Linked DNA regions of Homo sapiens: region 1 is linked to region 2. A link is an interaction called in ENCODE POLR2A ChIA-PET data of the cell type or tissue named here. Cell type or tissue: Panc1. All regions are shown on one strand.

What was found. Peaks named below come from ENCODE experiments on the same cell type or tissue, not always from the same donor. Only the 100,000 strongest peaks of a DNase experiment are listed, where the experiment ranks them.
Region 1: POLR2A ChIA-PET joins it to region 2 with 6 read pairs; 2 of 35 experiments call an interaction of 5 or more read pairs at or near these places.

The regions. Positions count from the first base shown.
Region 1 is chr11:12,649,867-12,652,366 of GRCh38, forward strand. No RefSeq gene overlaps it. Among named protein-coding and RNA genes, the nearest start is that of TEAD1, 23 kb to the right of the region's middle. In Panc1, no CTCF peak of the experiment used is centred here; no DNase peak of the experiment used is centred here.
Region 2 is chr11:12,191,532-12,194,031 of GRCh38, forward strand. All of the region lies in intron 3 of MICAL2 (microtubule associated monooxygenase, calponin and LIM domain containing 2), which reads left to right. Among named protein-coding and RNA genes, the nearest start is that of MIR6124, 29 kb to the left of the region's middle. RefSeq lists an enhancer at 1,611-1,905. In Panc1, no CTCF peak of the experiment used is centred here; no DNase peak of the experiment used is centred here; H3K27ac peaks cover 771 bases.

The DNA of each region.
Region 1 (2,500 bases), 460 kb after region 2:
TCTCAAAAAATATATATTTATACTTTTTTAAAGGTCAACTATACGCTGTTTATATGGACCTGGCACAGTGGCCCATGCCTGTAATCCCAGCACTTTGGGAGGCCGAGGGGGGCGGATCGCCTGAGGTCAGGAGTTTGAGACCAGCCTGGCCAAAATGGTGAAACCCGTCTCCATTAAAAATACAAAAAAATTAGCTGGGCATGGTGGTGGGCACCTGTAATCCAACTACTCAGTAGGCTGAGCCGGGAGAATCGCTTGAACCCAGGAGGTGGAGGTTGCAGTGAGCCGAGATCATGCCACTGCACTCCAGCCTGGGCAACAGAGTGAGACTCCGTCTCAAAAAGAAAAAAAAGAAAGAAAGAAAAGAAAAAAAAAAGCAGGGGGAAAAAAATCCTTTTAAGTATAAAGTTAAGATACATTGAGAGAAAAAGAAGAAACATTGTATTTTGGTGTATGTTCCCTATACACTTGAAAATAATGTGCATTATGCAGTGGTTGGCTGTACTGTTCTATAAATGTCTATAAAGTCAAGTTGATTAATTGTACTTTTCAAATCTTTTATATCCTTAGTGAGTTTTTATCTGCTTGTTCTATCATTTCCTATAAGAGCTGATACCAAAGTTTTCAACTGTAATTGCGGATTTGCACAGTTCTCCTTTTACTTCCATTAATTTTTGCTTTTATATTTTGATACTGTCATTAAGTGCATAAATGTGCATATATACATAAGTGTATATATATGTTCATACATATATAAAAACAAAATAAGACACTAATGAAAGAAATATTACTAAAGTTAAAGAGATTTCATGTAATAAAAAGAAATTGGAAGATTCAACAACTTTTAAGCTGGAAATTTTAACAAGTACTTTGAATAGCAAAAATATAGACTATATTTGTTGAACATAGTAGATTTCAACTATAAATAAAATGTTAAAAGATTCCTAGAATCCTTAGATATTTTGAGATTGGTCACTTAATTTTGAATAGCCCATGGGTCATAGAATTAATCATAATGAATATCAGAAAATATTTTAAACTGAACAAACAGCAAAAAATTTGCTACATATAAAAATGTGTAAGAAGCAGTTACAGCAGTGCCTAGAGAGAAATGTAAAACGTTCAATGTATGTATGAGAAAAAGGAGAATGATTGAAAATAGATTATGAAAGTCTCCAATTTAGGCTAAAAAAAAAACAGGAAACAACCCAAATAAACTAGGATAGATAAGATCTGAAAACAATGAAAGAGAAAGTGAATATACAATATAGAAACTTAACAAACAAAGCCTAGAGTGGTTCTTTGAAGATATTATTAAAATCAATAAATACATAGAAAAATTGATGAAAATAAGGGAGAGAGCACAAATTATGAATTTCAAGAATTCTACAGATAAAAAGATAAAATGATATTATTAAATAATTTAGGGTAATATTTTGACAATTGGGATAAAATAAAATAAATTATTGCACAAATAAAAATATTGAAATAAAAAATACAAATTCTCAATAGTTCCATATCTACAAAATAAATTACATTTGTAATTTATAAACTTTCTCCAGAGAAACCCTCAAACTTAAATGTTCTCACTCTTGAGCTCTTCTAAATATATAATTGAAAAATTATTAATTTTACAGAAGCTCTTTGAGATCATAAAAATTTGACAGCATTTCCCAATTCATTTTATGAGTTAGCCTAATCTTGATACCAAAACCCAAAGAGGACATTCTAAGAAAGGAAAATTATAGATTACCATCTCTCATGAATCTAAACACAGTAATTCTATATTTAAAAATCCAGGGTTATGTAAAAAGAGTAATATATAATGACCAATGGGCTTTTTCCACTAATGCAAGTATATTCATTATCTATTACTGCATAATAACTTACTTCTTCTTCTATTTTTTTTTTTTTTTTTGAGACGGAGGCTCACTCTATCACCCAGGCTAGAGTGTGGTGGTGCCGTCTCAGCTCACTGCAACCTCGGTCTCCTGGGTTCAAGCGATTCTCTTGCCTCAGCCTCCCTAGTAGCTGGGACTACAGGCATGCATCACCATGACCGGCTAACTTCTATAGTTTTAGTAGAGACGGGGTTTCACCATATTGGCCAGGATGGTCTCGATCTCTTGACCTCATGATCTGCCTGCCTCACCCTCCCAAAGTGCTGGGATTACAGGCGTGAGCCACCGCGCCCGGCACTTCAATTTTCATGGTTTAAACAAAAAATATTTATTATCTCACAGTTTCCGTGGGTCAGAAGTTTGATAGTTGCTCAGAAAGGTAGATTTGGCTCTCAGGGTCTCTCATGAGGTTGCAGTTAAGATGTCAGCTGAGGCTGCAGTCATCTGAAGGTCTGAAGAGAACCAGATAGTTTTGCTCCCAAGATGGCTTACTTACATGGCTGTTGGCAGGAGGCTTCAGTTGCTTGACATGTGGGAAAGGATGTATATTTTATGATTTTATTTACATAGAATTTCTAGAAATGACAAAATTATACAAA
Region 2 (2,500 bases):
GGCAGGTGGATTGCTTGAGTTCAGGAGTTTGATACCAGCCTGGGTAACATGGTGAAACCCTGTCTCTACAAAGAAATACAAAAAAATTAGCTGGGCATGGTGGTGCACACCTGTAGTCCCAGCTACTCGGGAAGCTGAGATGGGAGGATTGCTTGAGCCTGGGAGGTCAAGGCTACAGTGAGCCGTGATTGTACCACTGCACTCCAGCTTGGGCAACAGAGTGAGACCCTGTCTCCAAAAAGAAAAAGAAAAAAAGAGAGAGATGTTGGGTTATGATAAGCACCATGCAGAAAATAAATGGAAATGTGAGAGAGTAATGGGTGGGGCTGAGAAGGTATCATCTCCAGGGAGTGGGATGTTTGAGCTCAGCCCTGAATGGTGAGAAGGAGCTGTGTTCAAAGATCTGAGGGAAGGGTGTCCAGGGCAGGAGGACCAGCAAGGAGCTCCCTTAGACTTTCAGAGGTACAAAAAATGGCCTCTGGGCTCCCTGAAATAACTTCTTGGAACCCCCACCCCCACCCCCGCCCGCCACCCAAAACCCACCAAGGGCAAGGGGTTATGGGGAGGGATGCATTGGACAGCATGATCTAAGCCTGCATTTGGTGAAAAGACTGAAATATTTACTATCTGGCCCTTTATAGAAAAAAATGTGCTAATCTGAGGGATCTAAGGTCCCTTTCAGCTTGGACAGTGCACACACGTGCAAGTGCAGGTGGGCAGGGCAGCTCGCCAGTGCAGGAAAAGTCAGCTCAGCAGCCTCCTGGGCACCCAGGCTCCAGGTGGGACTCACTCACCACCTTGGAGATACCCCAACAGAGGCAGTGTGTCTGTCAAGCGATGCAAACTGCCATCAGCCTTGAACTGCTGGGATCACAGTGTCCATGTCCCCAAATGGGATGGACTGGACTCTGAGCTCTTAGAGGTCAAAATCTGATTTCACTTAAACGATTTCTCCTCAGAAGCAAGGCACGGTGGCTCACGCCTGTAATCTCAACACTTTGGGAGGCTGAGGCGGGCGGGTGAATCACTTGAAGTCAGGAGTTCGAGACCAGCCTGGCCAACATGGTGAAACCCCGTCTCTATTAAAAATACAAAAATTACCCAGGTGCGATGATGGGTACCTGTAATCCCAGCTACTTGGGAGGCTGAGGCAGGAGAATCACTTGAACCCAGGAGGCGGAGGTTCCAGTGAGCTGAGATCACATCACTGCACTCCAGCCTGGGTGACAGAGTGAGACTCAGTCTTAAAAAATAAAATAAAGGATTCCTCCTGAGAAAGGAGGGAGGAGAGGAGCCGTGGGTCATTGCTACCATTTACTGAGTGCTTGCCATATGCATACGAGGCTATTTTATGAACAATTCTGCAGTGTATTGACTCCATCCCCATAACAACCCTGCCTGGTAGGAACTGCTTTATTCCTCTTTTATGGTTGAGAGAACTGACGTCAGAGGTAATAAGCTGCTGTGTTCAAAGCTACATAGCGAGCAAACAGGCTGCCTGCTTCTAGTCTCAGGTCCCTCACTACACCACCATATCCGCTATTTTCCCAGTGATGTTCATTCAAGGGCTGGTGAGTCTTCCTCTTTGCAGGCCTGAATTAAATCATGTTCAGACTCCTAAGCTGTGTTCATTCAGCACCTGTCTATAGGGCGAGAGACTTCATAGAAAGAGAAGGGGAACACTCTAAGGCTCTTGGCAAGGTGGTTAGCTGTGGACATAGCAGCCGGTCCAGATACGGCTGTAGAATAGCATGGTAGCCTTGCACTCCTTGGCTCCAGCTCTGGGCTGCAGGAACAGCTGCTCAACTCAGATAAGTAATCTCTCCCTTGTTGACCTTAGAGCAATAGGAATTGGTGAAATTGAAGGAATGCCTGACCTTTTCTCATACAGATCCACTTCCAGGCCTCATCATGGCCCTTCTATAGAGGCCAGCCTGAGACAAAGCTGTTGTCCATGGATAGGATCAGCCTTGTCTGTGCTCATGAGTGGTCATGGGATGAGGTGGTGCCAGTAGAGGATTCAAGTGCCTGTGAGGGAGAGAGAAGGGCCTAGAAAGACAGTGGGCCCTAATACTTCAAAGAAAGGTGGCAGAGAGGGCAATGCAGGAGTCACACCTGGCAGTGACTCCCAGCTCCACCCTTTATCAGCTGTGTGAAGCCAGGCAGGTGTAACATGATGGATATGAGTTTCTGCTTTGGAGCTTGACCACCTGGATTCAGATGCCAGTTCCTCCACATACTGTGTGAGGTGACCTTGAGCATGCTACTTGAGCATTTCATGTCTTGGTTTTGTTATCTGGGCTTGTTGTGAGATTTGAATGAACTGATACATGTGACAACTGGTGCTGGATATGGAGTCAGAGTTCAGCACATGCTGGCTATGTTACATCATTTTGCCTCTGGACCTCAATTCCTCAACTGCAAAATGTGAGCAGCAATGCCATTTTCTTAGGAGTTCCTGCAAGGGTTAAATGAGTGAATATACTTCAAGCAGGTCTGG